2 separate regions of the Homo sapiens genome follow, and region 2 is linked to region 1. Evidence: read pairs that join two places in POLR2A ChIA-PET (ENCODE). Cell type or tissue: A673. All regions are shown on one strand. Each heading gives the region's core, and the rest is flanking DNA. Links, peaks and the distances in the headings are about the cores only.

The links. Peaks named below come from ENCODE experiments on the same cell type or tissue, not always from the same donor. Only the 100,000 strongest peaks of a DNase experiment are listed, where the experiment ranks them.
Region 2: POLR2A ChIA-PET joins it to region 1 with 14 read pairs; 2 of 35 experiments call an interaction of 5 or more read pairs at or near these places.

Annotation. Positions count from the first base shown.
Region 1 is chr6:30,535,176-30,546,808 of GRCh38, forward strand. GNL1 (G protein nucleolar 1 (putative)) reads right to left here. Exons shown (of 12, transcript NM_005275.5): 11 at 11,521-11,633; 12 at 6,206-11,138. The coding sequence ends at 10,897. Among named protein-coding and RNA genes, the nearest start is that of GNL1, 15 kb to the right of the region's middle. In A673, for the core only: CTCF peaks have their summits at 6,452 (motif pointing right), 6,652, 9,688 (motif pointing left) and 9,893; DNase peaks (open chromatin) are centred at 6,456 and 9,656; H3K4me3 peaks cover 445 bases.
Region 2 is chr6:30,839,993-30,851,625 of GRCh38, forward strand. It overlaps LINC02570 (long intergenic non-protein coding RNA 2570), which reads right to left and starts at 8,167. Exons shown (of 3, transcript NR_134610.1): 1 at 7,976-8,167; 2 at 7,045-7,157; 3 at 1-27. RefSeq lists silencers at 845-1,021, 4,300-4,594 and an enhancer at 7,195-7,697. In A673, for the core only: no CTCF peak of the experiment used is centred there; a DNase peak (open chromatin) is centred at 3,409.

The DNA of each region.
Region 1 (11,633 bases), core at 2,326-10,325:
AGGAATATGTCAGCAGAGACTGGATGTGGCAAGACTACAGGTGGCGGGTAGGTGGGACAGAGTATTCCAGACCAGGGAACAAAAAGGGATAAAAGTCTTGGGGTGGAAAGGACATGTTTGAGAAACAGAAATAAGACCAGGTGCTGGGACCAGGAGTCCTACACTCATCACACTCAGTTACTCATGGGGTGACTTCAGAAGCCCTAAAAGATTTTGTTTCCCAATTTTTTTTTTTTTTTGACAAGATCTTGCTCTGTTGCCCAGGCTAGAGTGCAGTGGCACGATCATAGCTCACAGCAGCCTCAATCTCTCGGGCTCAAGTGATCCACCCACCTCAGCCTCCTGAGTAGCTGGGACTACAGATGAATGCATCATGCCCAGCCGATTTCTTTTGTTTGTTTGAGATGGAGTCTCGCTCTGTCACCCCGAGTGGAGTGCAGTGGCATAATCTTGGCTCACTGCAACCTCCACTTCCCAAGTTCAAGCTATTCTCCTGCCTCAGCCTCCCTAGTAGCTGGGATTACAGATGCCCACCACCACACCCAGCTAATTTTTGTATTTTGAGTAGGGACGGGGTTTTGCCATGTTGGCCAGGCTGGTCTCGAACTACTGACCTCAAGTGATAACGCCCGCCTCAGCCTCCCAAAATGCTGGGATTACAGGCATGAGCCACTGTGCCTGGCCCAATGCAATTTTAAGATGATTTTATGTATATTGTAGGAGAGAAAAATAGGTAAATATATTAAGAGTATTAAGAGCCAAGGCTTTCGATTGCCCTGATAAAAGATATACAAATACAAAGTCCAAGAAGAGGGAAAAACCTATAATGTACAATTTGAATTGGAAATACCAATATGAATTCATGATTTTTTTTAAACCCTAAATGTGACTTAAAGCGATGACACCTCTGTAGCAACGAGCTCTCCCAGCACTAAAGACCATTCCTCACTAAAACGAATCAATGTTCCTTAGAAAGATGGCTGATTTTGGCCAGGTGCAGTGGCTCACGCCTGTAATCCCAGCACTTTGGGAGGCCGAGGCGGGCAGATCACAAGGTCAGGAGATCGAGACCATCCTGGCGAACACAGTGAGACCCTGTCTCTACTAAAAATACAAAAAAGTAGACAGGCATGGTGGTGGGCACCTGTAGTCCCAGCTACTTGGGAGGCTGAGGCAGGAGAATGGCATGAACCTGGGGACAGAGCTTGCAGTGCGCTGAGATCACGCCACTGCATTCCAGCCTGGGCGACAGAGCAAGACTCGGCCTCAAAAAAAAAAAAAAAAAAAAAAAAAGATGGCTGATTTTGGCCAAGTGCAGTGGCTCATGCCTGTAATCCCAGCAATTTGGGAGGCTAAAGGCAGGCAGATGCAGATCACTTGAGGCCAAGAGTTTGAGACCAGCCTGGCCAACATAATGAAACCCCATCTCTACTAAAAGTACAAAAATTAGCCAGGCGTAGTGGCAATGCCTATAATCCCAGTTACTCAGGAGGCTGAGGTGGGAGGATCACTTGAACTCTGGAGGCAGAGGTTGCAGTGAGCTGAGATCATGCCACTACACTTCAGCCTGGGTGACAGAGTGAGACTCTGTCTCAAGAAAAAAAAAGGAAAGAAAGAAAGAAAAAAGAAAAAGAAAAATGGCTGATTCCACATCTGGAGCTGGGAAAGTAAAAAAAAATTGTGCCTGGGACATCTAGTTGTGTCAAAAGCAAGCAAGTGCTCACAGAACTTTTGGGGTATGTCAGAATGGATGTAGGAGTTAGCTTAAAAGGGCTCCCACTGGGGCCCTCTCCCAATCTAGATCATTCTGGCCAATAAGGTGAAACCCCGTCTGTACTAAAAATACAAAAATTAGCTGGCCATGGTGGCATGCACCTGTAGTCCCAGCTACTCAGGAGGCTGAGGCAGGAGAATTGCTTGAACCCAGGAGGCAGAGGTTGCAGTGAGCCGAGATCGTACCACTGCACTCCAGCCTGGTGACAGAGTGAGACTCCATCTCAAATTAAAAAAAAAAAAAAAGGCTCCCACTGGACACATAAGGTACAGTTCGAGCACAAAAAAATAATGACTGTAACCAATTGTGAAATATTAAATGGATACCTGGCATGGTGTAGTCCCAGCACTTTGAGGCCAAGGCAGGTGGATCACTTAATCTCAGGCAACATGGCAAAACCCCATCTCTACAAAAAATACAAAAATCATCTGGGTGTGGTGGCATGCACCTGTGGTCCCAGCTACTCAGGAGGCTGAGGTAGGAGGATCACTTGAGCCTGGCAGGTTGAGGCTGCAGTGAGTGGTAATTGCGCCACTGCACTCCAGCCTGGGCAACAGACCGTGATGCTGTCTCAAAAAATAAAAGAAATACTGAATGGATAAAAACCCTAAATCTATAGTTTAAAAAAAGAAAAAAAATAAATTTTCTACCTTTGGAGATTAATATCATACCAATACCTTATTCTGAAAACTGGTAAAGGGAAATAAGCATTTACCTTGCCTTTTAGAAGGACCCTACTTTGGCCGGGCGCTGTGGCTCATGTCTGTAATCCCAGCACTTTGGGAGGCTGAGGCAGGTGGATCACTTGAGGTCAGGAGTTTGAGAAGGACCCTACTTTTTCCAGTTGGTGAGAGAAAGCTCCTTCCTAGGTAATTATGCCCTTATAAATGTAGAAGTGGGAGAATTAGAAAAGCACCTTTTGTAATTTCTGATGAAATAACCAATTCAAGCAAGAATCACTGTAGATGGCGATAAGAGAAAGTTTTTCAGCGTATACACACAGTGTCAAAGAACCATGCAGACGACTTGCTAATTGCCAAGAGGGAAACATAACCTTTACAGAAAAGATCTGACCGTGTCCATCCTAACCAAGCAATCATACTTAGCATCACTGCTTGTGGGATGGCTTCATATCATATGCCTTCTGATGTGAGGCAATGTGACATATATAGCAAGTTTGAGGAATTAGTCCCAAGACTGGGTAACCTGAATCTAACCAAGAAATTGGGGGAAAACCCCTCAAAACTCAGGGAGACAGATGAACACATTAAGTGACATCAAAGAAACAGTAAGACAAATCTAGAATGTTGAACAGTCTAAAAGACAACTGCCCTAGTATCCTCAAAGATCCAATTCCAAGAAGAAAAAAACTGGATGATTGTAGATTAAAAAGAAAGGGGTGAGAAAAGGACATAAAAAAATGCAATGTTGAAACTTGATTGGTTCCTGTTCTGGGAGTTTTTTAAAAGCTATATATTAAAACATCATGCTATACACCATAAATCTATACAATTTTTATTTGGTAATTATACTTAGGAAAAATTAAATGCTATAAAAGGCATTCAAATTGGAGAAGTTTAATGCTAGATGACATTAAAAATTATTAACTCATTAAACATGATGATTCTATTATGATTGTGTAAGAGATGTATATGAAGTATTTAGGGGTGAATGGTCATGATGTCTGCAAGTTTCTTTTTTTTTGAGATGGAGTTTTGCTCTGTCACCCAGGCTAGAGTGCAGTGGCACTATCTTGGCTCACTGCAACCTCCACCTCCCAGGTTTGAGCAATTTTCCCACCTCAGCGTCCTGAGTAGCTGGGATCATAGGCATGTACCACCATGCCCGGCTAATTTTTTGTATTTTTAGTAGAGACGGGGTTTCACCATGTTGGCCAGGCTGGTCTCCAACTCCTGGCCTCAGGTGATCCGCCTACCTCGGCCTCCCAAAGTACTGGGATTACAGGTATGAGCCACCATGCCCAGCCGATGTCTCCAACTTTCAAATGGTTCAGGGCTGGGTGCAGTGCAATCCCAGCACTTTGGGAGGCCGAAGGAGGCGGATCACCTGAGGTCAGGAGTTTGAGGCCACCTTGGCCAACGTGGTGTAATCTCGTCTCCACTAAAAATACAAAAATTAGCCAGGCATGGTGGTGCACACCTGTAGTCCCAGCTAATGGGGAGGCTGAGGCAAGAGAATCACTTGAACCCGGGAGGCAGAGGTTGCAGTGAACCAAGATTGCACCACTGCACTCCAACCTGGGTGACAGAGCAAAACTCCATCTCAAAAAGAAAAAAAAAGTTCAAATGGTTGAGAAAAGACAACACTTGTATACTGTTGGTAGGAATGTAAATTAGTACAGCTATTATGGAAAACTGTATGGCGGTTCCTCAAAAAACTAAAAATAGAATTACCATATGGGGCTGGGCACAGTGGCTCACACCTCTAATCCCATCATTTTGGGAGGCCAAGGTGAGCGGATCACCTGAAGTCGGGAGCTCGAGACCAGCCTGGCCAATATGGTGAAACCCCATTTCTACTAAAAATACAAAAATTAGTTGGGCGTGGTGGTGGGCGCCTGTAATCCCAGCTACTTGAGAGGCTGAGGCAGGAGAACCGCTTGAACCCGGGAGGCGGAGGTTGCAGTGAGCTGAGACCGTGCCATCGCACTCCAGCCTGGGCAACAAGAGTGAAACTCCATCTCAAAAAAAAAAAAAAGAATTACCATATGATCCAGCAATCTTGCGTCTGGGTATTTACTAAAGAGATTTGAAATCAGTATGTCGAGGAGATACCTGCACTCTCATGTTCGCTGCAGCACTATTAACCACAGTGAAGTTACATAGTCAAACGAGTGTTCATCAGCAGATGAATGGATAAAGAAAATATGGTATATAGGCCGGGCGCAGTGGCTCAAGCCTGTAATCCCAGCACTTTGGGAGGTCGAGGCAGGCGGATCACGAGGTCAGGATATCGAGAGCATCCTGGCTAACACGGTGAAACCCCATCTCTACTAAAAGTACAAAAGAATTAGCTGGGCGTGGTGGCAGGCGCCTGTAGTCCCAGCTACTCTGGAGGCTGAGGCAGGAGAATCACTTCAACCTGGGAGGCGGAGTTTGCAGTGAGCTGAGATTGCACCAGTGCACTCCAACCTGGGTGACAGAGCAAGACTCCGTCTCAAAAAAAAAAAAAAAAAAGAAAGAAAGAAAGAAAATATGGTATATATACCGTGGAATGCTATTCAGCCTTTAAAAAGAAATTTTGTCATTTGAGACAGCGTTAATGGAATTGGAGAACATTATGCTGAGTGAAGTAAGCCAGGCACAGAAAGACAAATACTGTATGTTCTCACTTATAAGTGGAATCTAAAACAATCGAACTTAAAGGAGGAGAGAGCAGAATAGTAGTTACCAGAGGCTGGGGGTCTGGGGTAAATGGGGATATGATGGTTAAAGGTTACAAAGCTTCATTGGACTGGAAAAATAAGCTTTTCTTTTTCTTTGAGATATACTGCACAGCAAAGTGAATATAGTAAATAATTCTTGGACATTTCATAAGTGTTGAGGGTAAATATCTTTTTTACATTTTTAACATATTCCCTCCTCTGAATGTAGAGAGTAAATTTCAAACATTCTCACCACAAAAAAAGTAAGTATTTAAAAGTGATAGATGTTGGGCCGGGTGCAGTGGCTCACGTCTGTAATCCCAGCACTTTGGGAGGTGGAGGTGGGTGGATCACCTGAGGTCAGGAGTTGGAGACCAGCCTGGCCAACATGGTGAAACCCCGTCTCTACTAAAAATACAAAAAATTAGCCGGGCATGGTGGCGGACGCCTGTAATGCCAGCTACTCGGGAGGCTGAGGCAGAAGAATCACTTGAACCCGGGAGGCGGAAGTTGCAGTGAGCCGAGATTGCACCACTGCACTCCAGCCTGGGCAACAAGAGTGAAACTCCATCTCAAAAAAAAAAAAGTGATAGATGTTAATTTGCTTGATTTAATCATCCCACAGTGTATTCATGAATCATAACATCACTTTGTACGCCATAAATATATACAACTATAATTTGCCAATTTACAATTAAAGGTTAAAATTTTTAAAAATAAAAGGTAATGACAACAAAAAAAATGGATAAGTAGACAGAAAAATCGATTAATACAGAAGCTGGCAAAAACTAGTAAAGCAAATATGGCAAAATGTAGAATTTGTTGAATCTTTCAGTATTTGGGTGTTTATTGTTCTTTTTCTATGTTAGAAATTTTTCAAAATAAAAAGTTGCAAATGATTTCCATATTATTCTGATTTTTACACAGTAACAGAAAACATTCCTGGCTGCAGCTCATTAATATTTCTTCTTTGTTCTCCTGAGGAATCAAAAGATTCTCATTTATGATATGTCAAAAGGCACATAAAGAAACATATCCAAACTTTGTTGTCTCTTCATTCAAGTTTGGCTTTAATATTTTATTAAAAATTTTTGTATTTGTAAATATTAAAACACTGAAACTTGCTACTGACACAAGAACGACAATGCACTAACAATAAAATCAAAGTAGAAGCTAAACTATTCAGAAGCAGTAGCAACTCCATGATTCCAAGGTAATTTAAACAGGCAATTTCAGAGTGCTTCAAGATGAAGGCGCAAAGCAGCCTCTCAGCCTGCAGTGATGCTACGACACCGGCAGATGGCGCTGCAAAGCTTCTCAAATGCAGCGGGAAGTCCATTTACCAACGGCTGTTGCGATCTCTTAATTAGCTTGAACTGAGTTTGTATTAGAATTTATAATTTTTACTGCATATTGCAGTTACTCGTATATTACTGACACTGGAACAGACATGTTTTAACAAACTGGTTGAGCCGTATCAGTGCGAACCAGCTGAATGTCAGCGCTGTTCCCTCCTGTGACAGAAGCCACCGGCGCCTGCCTGAGGGCACTCCCCTCACTGGGACTCTCAGTACCACGCCCACCTGTCCCCAAGGTTTGTTTCATCACTAAGCCCCACCTTCCAGCATTTTCACCTTTCTCCTTCACTTGATCCTTCTTCCTAACATCGTGTTAACACACTCCAAACTAAAAAAGTTCCTCAACTGCATATACTCTGCTCCCTCCATTTTTTTCTTTCATTGCAATCACTGCCAAACATTTTGAAAATTCTCTCCTCACCTCCACTGCCTTTACGCTTTTCCTCCAAATTATTCCTTAACCCTCTGACATCTGGGGCTTCTGATTCCACCTCTCCAAAGAAATGCTCCCACCAAGACCATGGAGGCCCCTCTCGTTGCTGGTGGATACTCGTTCATTTTCCCCGCCACCACCCATCAGCAGCGTTCCACGCCGCCCTTCCTTCCTTCCTTCCTCCCCTAGCTTCATCACACCACGTTACTAGGTTTTTCCTGTCTCACTGGCTCCTTTCCCTGCTCTCCTTTTTATATGTTTCCTGCTTTCTTCCTCAGCCTTCTCTGCTCCCCACACCTATATGTTGATGATGCCCAAATCTCTGTCTCCAGCCACGACCTCTCTTTCCCCAAGCTCCATTTGCATAAACTGTCTCTGATGAGATTTAGGGCGCTTACGGTGGTATGGCTGTAGACAACTGTCTCAGGAAACAGACCCATGACCCACCCAGTTGCCAAGTCAGAAACAGGATGTATACTCTTGACTTGTCTCTCTCCCCTACACAGCAAAACAATCCCAAGACATGTCAATTCTATCTCCTGAGCAACCCATAAAACGATTTCTCTTCTTTCCATCTTCCATTACCCTAATTCTGGTGTTCATTCTCTCTCCCTGGGATGGCTGTAAAAGCCTCTGATTTCTCCCCTTTCCAAACCAGTCTCCACACTGCAACCATAGTGATCTAAGGCACAATTCTCACCTTTTCAGTCTTAGGCTTAAAGTTCAACATCCCTCTGGATACAGTCTAAATCTTTAACACGGCTGAAAAGGCCCAGCAAGAGCTGGACCAAGCCCACCTCTCCAGCTTCACCTTTCCTCATTTCTCCTTTGCACCCTCTGCCTCTGAACAAGTTACAGTCTTCCAAAGTTGTCATGTTTCTTGACCTTTGCTGTCTCCTCTGCCCAGAATGCAATTTCCCTGTCTGGCTAACTCCTGTCCAGCATTTGGCCTCAGCATGGACATCTGTTCCTCTAGGACGCTTCCCCTGATTCACCAAGACCAGCTTAACTGCCCCTACTGGCTGTTCCTATAGCAATTCTTTACCACAGACTACTGATTTTTTGTGTTTGTTTTGTTTTGGCAGTCTGACATAACTTTATACTAATGCAGCTTCTAGCCCTGTCCCCCACTCCTTCCTGATCAGTATCCCAATGTCCCTCCTATATGGAGCCACCACTACCCCACAGGATCCTGTACCACCCTTCTCCCAGAACTTATCACACTTTTTTTTTGTAATTGTGTTTCCATTCTCCAATAAATTGTGAGCGCCACAAAGAACCATTTCTATCTCACTTACCACTTGGAAGTGACTGGCAGGTAGTAATTGCTCAACAAATGTTCTATGAGTGAATGAATCCTTGGGATAATTATAGTACTAACCATCTTATTTAGTTATGACAGTTCAATAGAAACACGTAAAATAATGCTTTTATAGTTTACATACTGCTATAGAGCTATTGTATTATATTATTATTATTCTATTCCTACCCTCTATTGCTTGAGAGTAGGATATTGCCTTATTCAATTTTGGTTATTGTCCCAGAACTCAGGGATATATGTCTGGCATATATTGTTTTTAACCAATTTTTGTTGACTGTATCAATGATTGTAAGAAGTGAACAAAGGGCCAGATAATTGAACTATCCTGGACCACACACAGCTACCCTGTTCCAGAAGCAGGACTATAATCCCATCTGGAAAAAGGGAAACTTGGAAGTTGACATCTAAATGAAATTCCAGCATGGATGAGAGAAGCCCTGATTTCTCTCCATCAAGAGACTAGCCAGCTATGGAAGCCACCAGAGCCCCAGACCTCCATGGTCAAGTATTCACATAGTAGACATGACCCAGACAAGAGGGTGCGTATTTCAGCGTGGAGGGGAGACTGGGCCCTTGGTTTCCTGTGTCTTTGTAGTCAGTTCTAACCTCAGCCTCAGGCACTGGTGTTGGGGCCCTATTCATCCTCATCTGCACGTCCCTCAGTTCTTTTCCTGTTGCTATTATCCTATAGAGTCAGCAAGTCATGGAAGAGGTTTTACAGTCTAACCCTGTGGGGGTGTCAGGAGTTGCCTCCTGCCAGGTCTTCAGCATAAAAATCCCCCCTCCTCAGCTCCCAGTCAATTCTTCATCCCCACCCCTAGACTCTCCCAAATACCCCTGATGAAACCCCTGAGGTGGAAAAAGATAAAGACAAGCAAAGATAAACAGCACAGGAAGCAGAGGTACAAATAGAATTCTGATTTTTCTCCTTTCTCTCCATATTTTGAGGAAATGAATCCAATGTCCTCACCCCACCTCCTGCAGCGGAGAAGTCCCCTGAGCATCTCTGAACATCATGAACCCTCAAAGTAAGCTTAGCTTGGGCCCCTTTTCCTTTTCTATCAGTGAGGCCAAAGAGCCCCAGATGGGAGACAGGTGGATTTTTCTCTCAGCTGGGACCTTTTCTCTTTCTTGTCTAGCACATTTTGGGAAACCTTCAAGTACATTCTCATGCTGGTATTATTTAAACTTTGCACTGGAGTGAATTCCAGGAGTTATGTCCACACTGAGACCAATGGAGATGAACCTAAAGCAATATGTGGCCAAACACCTTAGCCTCTTTAAATATACTTTCCTTTGCTCCTTGGTTAACAGGGTCTGTCTGCTCGCATTAGAGAAACTGCCCAGTGACTCAGATCCTGAAAGGATCTGCTTTAGAGAAAAAAGGAGTCTGGTACTTCTCACTCCATCTAGTGGGCAACCTGTCCAACTACACTTTTTGCTATCATCCAATACAGACAACACTGGCAGTCAATAAAAAAGCTCATTCTCCCATTTCTAAAAGAATTCAATCTAGGAGTCTAGCTGCTGGCTTAACAAAGGGATATACAGCAAAGCCTAAGGTGCCCTGACTCACGAGAGAGCTGATTTCTGCCGAAATGCTGAGGTGAAACCCTAAAATGGTTCTGGCCACCTGCTAGGTTCTAGCTCAGACCCTGCACTGGATCATCTTTGTTCCACCCCCAAACCAGAGTAAATGGAATTCAGGAGGCTGGTTCTGTGCCCGCCCCTATGTACCTCAAATACTCGTAGCTGCCAAGCTTTTAAACAATGAAACTTAACACTGTACTTAAAGGGCTGTTCTGCTCAAATCATAAATGTGCACGCTAGTTGTTCACCAGTAATTAAAACTACTCGTACACATTTAATCAACATTTTCACAAGCGTTTTGCCTTAACTAAAAATTTGTATCAACATGAAGTCCTAGAATTATACTGCATGAGCCCCCAGGATTTGGAGAACATCATTCACCCTTCTTAATCCAAAAACTTGGGTGCCTGAAGGTGGGGTTTTGATCATGGCCAGGCTTCAAATTTAGGTCAGGCTCTGGTGGTACATCCTTATATGCTTGGTGCTCAGCACAGGTCAAGACACACAATAGACCCTCAATAAATATTTGCTGAATTTGAACAATTCCTGTAAAAATCTCATTAAGAGACATCAGCTTGGGACACAGTTCCTCTCTTACTGTTCCTTCTCCCAGAAGCTCCTGGAATGAGCAGGTCTGGCGGCAGGGGGCACACAGGGCTGCTGCTCAAATCGGAGAATGGCACAAACTCCAAAAGGGAGCTGGATTTAGACCTCCCCTCCCCATGTAGATAACGGGATTCCTAAGGTGCAGAGTGGGAGAATGGGTAGAGGAAGCAGGTTTCAGAGACTGAGAACCTACTAAACTCCTAAGAGAACTTTCCCTTGCAAAGAGAATGCATGAAAAAAGAAGGGAGAAGAGGAGAGAAGCCTCCCACAGCTGTTAGCCTGGAACAGCCGCTCTCACCTCAGTTCATCTGGGGAAGGGGCTACAAAGCAAACAATCTTTATTCACAATTGGGGTGGCAGAGGGGAGATACCCCCAGGTCAGTCCAAAAGCAAAGATACTGGGAGGGAAGATGGCGCTGGGCGAGGAACTCAGCACTCATCCTCACCCAGCAGGGCATAAGGGTTTCGGCCAGCCAGGCTGGACCCTGGAGCCGAGGTTGGGGTCTCCTCATCCCCTTCTCCCTCCTCATCCGCATCCCGGTCCTCCTCTCCCTCCTCCTCACAGGAGCTGCTCAGCTCTTCCTCTTCCTCCTCCTCCTCGTCACCTGCTGGCCCCACCCTGCCCTGCAAAACCACCAGCTCCGTGGTCTCTGGATGGGACTCCCAGGTGCCTGGGGAACCAAAACAAGAAAAAAATGGAGGAGAGTTTTGAGCAAGAACTAAAGCCAAGGAAAGATGGGGAAGAGGCAAAGACTAGGAATAACAATAATCTTTAGAGCTGCTGGCATTCATTCATTCATCCATTCATTCAACTTCCTATGTGCAGATTGCTGAACAGAACCTTTGTGCACATCAACTTCAATCTTTACAATCACTATGCTAAGGGTCAATTATTACCCTCAGTTTGCAGATCAGGAAAATATCACAGATGTTAAGTAACAGAGCTAGCCAACAGGTACAGAATCCAGGTTTGACCCTCTCTCTGGCCACAAAGCCCACACCCTTTTACCTACGCTATAGCAGGGGGCTGGGGAAGAATATCTGGGCTCTGACCTTTCTGTTCACTGTAGCCTGGGGGATGAAAACACAGGCTGAGGCGGCCGTCCACTGCCAGCCGCAAGAGACTGTTGGCTGCTCTGTACACATCATTCCGAGCCGCCTTGGCT
Region 2 (11,633 bases), core at 2,356-10,355, 300 kb after region 1:
GAAGGAGCACAAAGTCCTTTCTCCTGGCTTGGAAGTGCAGGGTGGTGCGAAGAGTGGGAGGGAGGCAGGGTTAGGTGAGGAAAAAACAGAAAACACAAATTAATTTGACAATGATATGTTAACTTAAAAATCACAACTTTAGGCTGGGCAGACAGTGGCTCTTGCCTGTGATCCCTGCACTTTGGTAGGTGGAGGTGGGAGGACTGCTTGAGGGTAAGAGTTCGAGACCAGCCTGGGCAACATAGTGAGGCCCTTTCTTTACCAATAAATAAATAAATAAATAAAAATTAGCTAGGTGTGCTGGCACACGCCTGTAGTCCTACCTACTCAGGAGGCTGAAGTGGATCCCAGTAGTTTGAGGCTGCAGGGAGCTATTTACTCCAGCCAGGGCAACAGAGTGAGACCCTGTCTCTTAAAAAAAAAAAAAAAGAAAAGAAAAATCATAAATTTGGAAAGGAGAGCTTTATTTCTTTTAAAGAGTTACTGCTGACTGGGCATTGTGGCTCACATCTGCAGTCCCAGCACTTTGGGAGGCTGAGGTGGGTGGATCGTTTGAACCCAGGAGTTCGAGACCAGCCTGGCAATACTGATGCAGAACTTTGCTCCTCAGTTCAGCTAAAACCGGGTTCTTGTCACATGACCAGGAAAAGTTAAGCAGGCAGACACTTTGAAGGGTGAGGGGAATGGAATTTTTTGGGTGAAAAAGGAAAAGAAGAAAAGAAAAACCTCTCAGCAAAGAGCAAGGGGGGTTCCTGCCAACAGGTCCCCACTCCACAGATTGATTCCAGGCCACACACAGTAGCTGAAGAGGCCAGGCTCCTCCCCGACCACTGCACACTCGGCACGAACTTCCCGTGGCTCCACCCCATTTTCCCAGTATGCAGGCAGGTGATTCTCCAGGGACCCTCCCCTTTATCTGTCTCCTGCATCTATCATTATCTATTTTATTTTATACATTTAAAACACTATTCTGCCGGGTGTGGTGACCTGCACCTGTAGTCCCAGCTACTCAGGAAGCTGAGGCAGCAGGATCTCTTGAACTCAGGAGGTGGAGGCTGCAGTGAGCTATGATCATGACAATGCACTCCATCCTGGGCAACACAGCAAAACCTTGTCTCAAAACAAACAAACAAAAAACAAAACCCCACCATTATTCTCAGAAGTACAGCAGCTTTCACAAATTGCCAAAGGGGTCTGTTTTAGGTTAGTTTCCTTCAGAAGCAGATCTGGAGACAAAGATTTGAAGCAAGGAGGTTATTAGAGAGGAAATCCCTGGCATAATTGATAAAGTAGACAGGAAAGGGCAGAAGCCAGCATGGGGTGCATCGATGAGCAATGAACTTAATGAACTCCTTGGCTCAATCCCACTGGGACCTTCAAGAGACTACTGTATAGAGCATGCCTCGGAGTCATCCTACCCTTGAGGAAGCTGGGGTATTTCTTCACCAAATCCCATTTCACTTGAGGGCTGCCCCCAGGGCACTGACATTTCTAGCCTGCCCTACCCATGGGTAGTGCTCCTGTGACTAGGGTAAGTCCTCAACAGTGTCAGAGGCTTAAAGACGGAGCCATCTGAATGGCAACCTTAGAGGACAAGTGGGTAGGGCACAAAGTTTGGCTACAAGGCCTGCAGCACTAAAAGGTTAGGAACGCCTCAGAGCTGCCCCTTTTAGGATGGACCCACTCAGCTCCCCGGTTCCCACTCCCTGACATCTGCTTTCTGTCCGCTGCTCAGTGTCTCCAGTGGATTCACAAAACAACTGCCTTTCTCCCTTTCCACCTCAGTTCATTATCAAGAACAACCCTGGGGTTTCCCACCTTAATCAGGCTGCTCCGGCCTCTGCCCACAGCCCTTCTGACACCTGGTTTATGTGTGACCCTGCCACCCTTAACCCCCAGCAGCAGGGGATGTCAGCTTTCTTTCAGGGAAGAACACAGACTCCTTTTGAGAGACTATAGTGAGATAATTTTGTAAACTGAAAATAAAATCCTAAGCCCCCCAGTTGACTTAATGGACCCCCTCTTGGCCAAGGGGACCCCAGAGAAACCTTAAAAACTGAGTTCCCAGGCAGGAGAGGATGGGAGGTCAGACACACCTCGTCATACCTCATCCCTTTTGTGGTTTAGACAACCACTGACCAGCATTAATAAACCAGAGATCATAAGACTGACAGAACAAAGTATTTGAGCCAATGAAAGACCAAACTATAAACAAGACTTAAGGCCATGGCAGGTCAGGGTTAAGTCACACACCCCTGCACTTAAAGAAAAAGTGTTCTGCCACAAGGTTTTAATTTTTCTCTAGCAGCCAAACAAACATTGGCCTTGAGATAAGCAAGATTAAAACAACTTGCAGATCGTCCATCAGCCAAAACTACAGCTTGGGTTGAACACGAGACTGATTTCAGTAACCTTCTCCTGATAAGAAGACTACTGACCATGGACTGGTTCTGGCTGGTTTACAGATGCTGCATACTTGAGTTTGCTTGTGTCCTGAAAAGACCTTTTGATGTATAAGACCTAATTGTAATACATTTATTTTTTTTTAATTAATTTTTTTTTTTTTTGAGACGGAGTCTCACTATCGCTTAGGCTGGAGTGCAGTGGTGCGATCTCGGCTCACTGCAAGCTCTGCCTCCCAGGTTCATGCCATTCTCTTGCCTCAGCCTCCCGAGTAGCTGGGACTACAGGCACCCGCTACCATGCCCGGCTAATTTTTTTTGTATTTTTAGTAGAGACGGGGTTTCACCCTGTTAGCCAGGATGGCCTCGATCTCCTGACCTCATGATCCATCTGCCTCAGCCTCCCAAAGTGCTGGGATTACAGGTGTAAGCCACCGCGCCTGGCCAGCTGTAATACATTTAAATGCTAAGTCTCCACCCTAAGGTGCACATGGGTCATATGCAATATACTAGTTTATTCAGTATATGTGCTTCAGGACCACTTTCATGAATATTCATAGCTCCTTCTGTAACCTGTTGAATATGTATACTTGGCCAACCCAGTCAGATTAAATTCCTTTCTTATTCCTCCTCGTCCCTCAAAGTTCATTCTCTAGGCTCTGCCAGAGGCTATGCTTCCCACTAGTCCGAATGGTACATTGTAGGCTGCAACTCTTTATTTTTATTTTATTTTTAAATTTATTTTTGAGACACGGTCTCACTCTGTCACCCAGGCTGGAGTGCAGTGGTGCAATCACAGCTCACTGCAGCCTCGACCTCCCAGGCTCAGGTGATTCTCCAACCTCAGCCTTTCAAGTAGCTGGGACCACATCCGTGCACCACCAGGCCCAGTTAACTTTCACAATTTTCTTGGAGACAGGGTTTCACCATATTGATAGATGCAGGAGGTAGATAAGGGAAAGGGTCCCCAGAGAATCTCTGACCTGCCTATGCACTTGGGAGAAGGGGGTGGAGCCACGGGAAGTTCGTGCCATGTGCAGTTGGGGAGGAGCCTGGCCTCTTCAGTTCTTGTGTGTAGCCTGGAATCAGTCTGGGGGTGGGGGTGCTGTTGGCAGGAACTCTTCTTGCTTTGCTGAGAGATTTTTTTTTCTTCTTTTCCTTTTTCACCCAATAAATTCTGTTCCCCTCACCCTTCAATGCGTCTGCGTTCCTAGCTTTTCCTGCTTGTGTGACAAGAACCTGGTTTTAGGGTTTAAGGAACAAAGTTCTGCATCAATAAGATTCAAAAGAAATCATTCTATTGAAATATGATTCTAGGCACAGGCTAGTTGGGGGTCTCTGAGCCCCAGATCCCACAGCTGTGCTGAGATGCCTGCCCACAAGCTCAAGGAGCATGTCTAGGAGTCCACGGAGGCAAGCAGAGGCAGGAAGAGGAGACCAGAATTCAGCTGCCGGTGGTGAGCCTCAGGAAACTCTTTATCAAAGCCTAGAAAAGCCAAAGGTGGGCCCGAGAGGGAAGAAAGAGACAAAGAGATGGGAAGAAGATGGAAGTAGGACACTTAGAGTGGGAAGGAAAAAGAGCAAGAGAAAGTGAGAGGGAGCAGCAGAGCCCTGGGAAGGGAGCTTGAAGGGGTGGGGCACGTTTGGAAGCCTCTGTGATTATTTGGGGAAGGCTGATTTTCTAGTGCCTTGGGCTGGGCCCATGCAGGTTACTTCCTACCCAGCTACCTTCCTGGCTCTTCTGCCCAGGGAGCTCCTTCTGCCAGTCCCCAGCCTACTGCACTTCTTCCTTATATGCTTGGAGTGTGTGGAATGCTGCTCACCACTCTGGGGCAGTTGGAGACTGAGATAACTCCCTCCCTGGAATGTAGGGAATTTGGTGTGCTGGAAAGAGAGAAAGAGAGAGGGAGACAGAATGTACCTTGCAGCAGCACAGCTGGGTTCTGGATGGGCTCCATCTCTGAAAGAGAGGGGCAAAAGGGTTGGGGAAGGGGTAGCTGCCGGTCTTAGTGAAGGGTCCCCGAGGCACTAGCGTGTCCTCACATTTGTGCTGCCTGCTTCCCAGAAGACTCAGCACATGGGGAAAGTGGTGCCAAGGGCACACCCACCAGCCACACTGTGGAGCTTGGACACCTGGGGCAGGATATTCAGTAGTCGGCCTGGGGACCTCCAAAGATGCTTTCCCATTCCTTAGCCTGTCAGCCTTGGTAGGGACATCACTTTCCTCCTTATCCTTCAATGAGGACATTCAAGACAACATCCCTGAGCTGGAGGAAACCCAGCCTCACCTCCTCCTTCCACCCCTCATCTCCTAAGCTCCCCATCAGTGGTGTCTGGGGTGTGGAACGTGGGGAGGCAAGGAAGACAGCTCACCTGGCCCAGGCTTCAATGCTCAGCCCCTCTTATTCCTTCTAGCAAGAGCTTCTTGCAAATACCTCAATTTTTTTTTTTATCTTCTGCAGCTGATGCTCAAACTGTCAACTTGTTACTTGAGACCATGAATGTTGGTTATAAGAATTTGTTGACTTTTTAAAAAAATAAAAATGATGTTTGCCCACTTAAAGTTTTAAATTCTGTTTTTCAGAGGAGTTTTTTTTTTTTTTTTTTTGAGACAGTCACCCTCTGTTGATATGGCTCTGATGAGTGGAGGAACACCAGGGCTCTTGTCTCACATCGAATTAGATAAGATGACACGAACACACGTGGAGTGGTTTTAAGGAGCGGAGAGTTTAATAGGCAAGAAAGAAGGGAGAAGAAAGAAAGAAGAAACTCCCTTGTACAGAGACAGAGGGAGGGGGGCTCCAAAGCCGAGAGATGGAACCCCGCACTTAGGTAATACCAGCCAGCTATATTCGATGGGTGGAGGAGGCAGTATCTGATCTGCATAGGACTCAGGGGATTGGTTTGACCAGGCATGTCATTCATGTAGCCGGCGAAAAAGCTGGCCCTCCCACCCTAGCCTTTTAATATGCAAATGTAGGGCTGTGTCATGTTCCACACACGTGGGGATATGTGGGGGCGGCCATGCTGCCAGGCACATGTAGGGGCAAGGGCAAGAGGACAAAGGTGGGAATAGCCTTGTTGGGTGGACCCAGTTTCTAACAGCTAGCGTTTGCATATCAAAGGTTGCTGGCCCAAGTCTAAGAGCCAGGGCTTTCATGCTAGACAAGAGCTGTGAAAAATTTTCCATGGACCTTTTTCCTCTCTATCTGCCTAAAATAATTTCTTAATAACTCCTACCTCACTGTAGCCTAGGTTGGAGTGCAGTGTGGCAACATCTCGGCTCACTGCAACCTCCGCCTCTCGGGTTCAAGCAATTCTCTTGCCATAGCCACCCACATAGCTGGGACTACAGGCACCCACCACCAAGCCCGGCTAGTTTTTTGTATTTTAGTAGAGAGGGGTCTCACCATGTTGGCCAGGCTGGTCTTGAGCTCCTGAGCTCAAGCAATCCACCTGCCTTGGCCTCCCAAAGTGCTGGAATTACAAGCATGAACCACTGTACCTGGCCTTTCATAGGAGATTAATGGCTGATTTTACCCACCAACCTGGTGATCATGAACCAGCCATCTATAACCTTGTTGATCTAGCTCAACCCATTATATAAAACTGTGCTTGGATTGTATGGAATGCTACACACTTACAATTAAAGATATTTAGAGCTGGGCATGGTGGGTCACACATGTAATCATAGCACTTTGGAAGGCCAAGGAGGGAGGATTGTTTGAACCTGGGATTTCCAGAGCAGCCTAGGCAACATAGTGAGAACCCATTTCTTTTTTTGTCTTTTCTTTTCTTTTCTTTTTTTTTTGAGATGGAGTTTTGCTCTTGTTGCCCAGGCTGGAGTGCAATTGCGCGGTCTCAGCTCACTGCAACCTCTGCCTCCTGGGTTCAAGTGATTCTCCTGCCTCAGCCTCTTGAGTAGCTGGGATTACAGGCACGTGCCACCATGCCCGGCTAAGTTTTTGTATTTTTAGTGGAGATGGGGTTTTACCATGTTGGCCAGGCTGGTCTCGAACTCCTGACCTCAGGTGATTCACCCCCCTCAGCCTCCTAAAGTGCTGGGATTACAGGCATGAGCCACCATGCCAGGTGGGGGTAGGTGGGGAAGCCCATTTCTATTAAAAAAAAAAAAAAAAAAGGCCAGGTGTGGTGGCTCATGCCTGTAATCCCAGCACTTTGGGAGGTCAAGGCAGGAGGATCACCTGAGATCAGGAGTTCGAGACAAGCCTGCCCAACATGGTGAAACCCCGTCTCCACTAAAAATACAAAAAATTAGCCGGGCATGGTAGCACGTGCCTGTAATCCCAGATACTCGGGAGGCTGAGGCAGGAGAATCACTTGAACCCAGGAGGCGGAGGTTGCAGTGAGTTGAGATCCTGCCACTGCACTCTAGCCTGGGTGACAGAGGGAGACTCCATCTCCAAAGGAAAAAAAAAAAGAGAAAGTAAAATTTGTACTTCAATTCAGAGATTATAAACAATGTATACTTGACTTTGTGGCAGTGATCACTATTGTACAATAGTTACTTAAACTCAGGAGGCAGAGGCTGCAGTGAGCCAAGATAGCTCCACTGCACTCCAGCCTGGGTGACAGAGCGAGACTCTGTCTCAAAAAAAAAAAAAAAAAAAAAGTTACTCACTCATTTGTTCTGCAGAATCTATTTATTGCTGTGTTCACAGAAAAGGAAGCATCAAGACGGCAAAGCTCTTTGATGAAAAGCCAGGCGTACTCACACACACAACTGAGAAAGTTCTGGAAGTAGGAGAAAACGTCTTTAAGGCATATAGGCTAAACTTATATAAATATTGTTAGTGTTTGCCAAAACAGGGATAATCTAGTAAAATCAGAGATACAAAGCCAGAACAGAGAATTGGTAAGTAAAAAATTGTTAAGAATGTATATTGGCTGGGCGCGATGGCTCATGCCTGTAATACTAGCACTTTGGGGAGGCTGAGGGGGGCAGATTGCTTGAGCTCAGGAGTTTGAGACCAGCCTGGGCAACCCTTTCACTACTGAAAATACAAAAAAAAAAAAAAAAAAAACCAAAAACAAAACTGGGCGTGCTGGTGCGCACGTGTGGTCCCAATTACCCTGGAGGCTAATGTGGAAGGATCGCTTGAGCCCAGAGTGTGGGGGTGGGGGTTGGGAGGCAAGGTTGCAGTGAGCCTGGATTGCACCACTGCACTTCAGCCTGGGTAACAGAGCGAGACCTTGTCTCAAAAAAAAAAAAAGTATCAAAAGGCCTAGGAATTTGTTCTCCAGGTAAATCTGCCCTCCCTCATCTCTAACCTTTATGAAATCACCCAAATGGAGACATCACAGCAAGGCCCCGACAAGGAAATGAGGAATGTAGGTGGATAAGGGACTGGAATAGTGCAGCACAACACTAACTACAGGTTTCAGCCCCAATGAGATTGCCCTCACTTCCGCCGCCAGCCACAAGTGTGGAGGTCCCCAGGCTACTCGCTCCTCTGACCAACTGGCTACTAATCTGGGGGGTACCCACAACCCCCTCGGGTTTGATAATTTGCTAGAACAACTCACCAAACTCAGGAGAATGTTATACTTACGATTACAGGCTTGTTACAAAGGATACAAATCAGGAGGACCAGACTAATGAAGACACACGTAGGGCGGGGTCTGGGCGGGTCTTCCATGCAGAGCTTCTGTGTCTTCTCTCTGTGAATCAGGTTGTGTCACCCTCCTGGCACATGGATGTGTTCACCAACCAGGAAGCTCCACCAAATTTTGGCGTCCAGAGTTTTCATTACATAGGCACAATTGGTTGACTCATTTGCCACCGAATTGAACGCAATCTCTAGTCCTCCCACCCTCCGTCGAGGTTGGGCTGGCTCTAAGGCCCAATCCTTTTATTATGTGATCTTTCTGATGACCAACCTCCCATCGTGAGTTCTCTCTTAGCATAAGCCCAGGTGTGATCCAAGGGGCTCATGAATAACAAAGATACTCATATTACTCAGGAGATTCCAAGGATTTAGTTTCCCTCCTAGGAACCAGGGACAAAGGGCAGTCAAATTCTTTATTGTTATCACAGAGACACAGTAATATAATATGATACAGCAGAAGAGAGGTGAGGAATGTTGCCATGCCTTGAGAAGCCTATCACAAGAGCTTTAAGGAATTCACACTTAAATATTAATAGGTACATTATGAAAGAAATCAGCCAAGTACAGTCTTTTCTTATTATGGAATCTAGTTATTGCAGGAATTGAAAAATTGATGTAATAAAGCCTAGAATGCAATAAAGGAATCGGCATTCAAGTAGATGAGAGAGGTTGGGGAATATGTCAAGATGCAAAAGTGAGAGAGCTGTCACAGTTTACTTACTCTGCAATCTCTGAGGATGGAACAGGATCAAAGATGAAGCCAGGAAGCACAGAGTAGTTTTCTTCCTCCCTAATCTCATCCCTTGTTTTCATTTGGCACTTTAAAAAATTTCCACATTTATATTCATATGGAATTGATTTTGAGTATAGAGAGATAATTCTAATTATTATTGTTTTTCAAATGTTAGCCAGTTGAACCATTTATCATAATCAAGGTGATAATATGGCTTATTTTCTTTGGCCTACAGAGATGATAAATTTGAATATATTTTAAAATATAAAACTATCTTTAAAATTTGAATATATTTGAATATGATACATTTGAATATATTTTAAAACATAGAGCTATCTTTGTACTCCTGGTTAGTCATGGTGCATTTTTTTTTAATACTTCATATTAAATTTTTACCTTCTGGATTGAGACACTAGAGTTCTTAAAGGTTCTTTCAGAAATTCTTCCTATATTCAGTATGCTACCAGAAAACCTCTTACAACTAACCTTACAGAAGATACTGTTTTCTTTGTACTTTGTCCAATATCAAAGGAAACCTCCAAGTTCCAAGGAGGTCAGGCTACTAATACCCACAAATGAATTCTGATGAGATCATTACACAATAAACAATAACTGTTGCTTATTACATGCTTACTTTGTACTAGGCAGGACTAAGATAAGTATTATTTAAGTTTTAAGATCATTCTTAATTTCTTGTCAAAAGTATACTGGTTTGCAAAGTAATGAATAAAATAAATCTTTAACAATATCCCTATAGTAAAGACAATGGTGAACTTCTTATGCCTCTTTTAAAAAACTCTGCTTATGATGACAATTTCAAACATACACAGAAGCCGTGAGTATATAATGAGTCTTGCTGTATCCATCACAAAGTTTTAAAAACTGTCAAAAGTTGACCATACTCACTTAATCTACTCCTACCACTTTTTCAGCTGGAGATCTTTTAAAGCAAATTCTACACATTGTGCCATATCATCCATAAATTATTTTGCATTACATCCCATTCTTATTGAGTCCCTGCAAGCTGAGAGCCGACTGCCAAAGCACAATTCACTGTAAGAGATTCTGTGAAGGGTTAAAACAAACAGTCCAAATTCACAGTGCTGCAAATGTCTGTAATTGCATAATCTGCAAAATATATTCTTCAAGAAATCCTCTGTGCACTTGGTTTCCCTTAACTGAGTTTTTTTTTCTTCTTCAGACCAGATTAATTGATGAGAACTGACAAGCAGGGGAGAGAGGTGATGTTTAAGGTTATATATTTTGGCAAAAAATTATGAGTGTAAATTGTGCTTGTTTCTGATTAAGAGAGGTCCATTAATCAGAAAGTAAACTTGGCATCCTCGTAGAAAAATCACATAGCTTAACAAGAATTCATGACTCTGAATTGCTGCACAGACAGGTAGCATGAGTTCTTGGCAGGATTCTTTCAGCTGAGCTGTTTTCCATTAGAATGGTGTCTGATATGGTTTAGCTGGGTCTCCACCCAAATCTCATCTTGAATTGTAGTTCCCTTAATCCCCACGTGTCATGAGAGGGACCTGGTGGGAGGTAACTGAATCATGAGGGGCAGGTTTTTCCCATGCTATTCTTCTTGTGATAGTGAATAAGTCTCATGAGATCTCATGGTTTTATAAAGGTAGTTCTGCACACGCTCTTGCCTGCTGCCATGTAAGACATGCCTTTGCTCCTCCTTCATCTTCCACCATGATTTTGAGGGCCTCCTCAGCCATGTGGAACTGTGAATGCATTAAACCTCTTTTTCTTTATAAATTACCCAGTGTCAGGTATTTATTCATAGCAGTATGAAAACGGACTAATACGGCTGGGTGCAGTGGCTCATGCCTGTAATCCTAGCACTTTGAGAGGCCGAGGCAGGTGAATCATTTGAGGCCAGGAGTTCAAGATCAGCCTGGTGGTCAATATGGTGAAACCCCATCTCTACTAAACAAACAAACAAAAAAAATTAGCCATGCATGGCGGTTGGCGCCTATAATCCCAGCTACTTAGAAGGCTGAGGAAGGAGAATTGCTTGAACCTGGGAGGTGGAGGGTGCAGTGAACCGAGATTGTGCCACCGTACTCCAGCCTGGGTGACAGAGCAAGACTGTCTCAAAAATAAAAATAAAAAAAGAAAATGGATTAATACAGTAAATTGGTACCAGTAAAGTGGGGTACTGCTATAAAGATACCTGAAAATGTGGAAATGGGTAACAGGCAGAGGTTAGAAGTTTAGAGGGCTCAGAAGAAGACACAAAAATGTGGGAAAGTTTGGAACTTCCTCAAGACTTGGAGGGCTCAGAAGACAGGAAAATGTGGGAAACTTTGGAACTTCCTAGAGACTTGTTGAATGGCTTTGACCAAAATGCTGACAGTGATATGGACAATATTTGTCCAGGCTAAGGTGGTCTCAGATGGAGATAAGGAACTTGTTGGGACCTGGAGTAAAGGTCACTCTTCCTATGCAAAGAGACTGGCGGTATTTTGCCCCTGCCCTAGAGATCTGTGGAACTTTGAACTGAAAGAAATGACTTAGGGTATCTGGCAGAAGAAATTTCTAAGTGGTAAAGCTGTTCAAGTGGAAGTAGAGCATAAAAGTTTGGAAAATTTGCAGTCTGATGATGCGATAGAAAAGAAAAACCCATTTTCTAGGGAGAAATTCAAGTTTGCTGCAGAAATTTGCATAAGTAAAGAGGAGTGGAATGTTAATCACTAAGACAATGGGGAAAATGTCTCCAGGGAATATTAGAGAACTTCATAGCAGCCCCTCCCATCACAGGCCTGGAGGCCTAGGAGGGAAAAAGGGTTTGTGGGCTGGGCTAAGGGACCCCTGCTCTATGCAGCCTGGGGACATGGTGCCCTACATCCC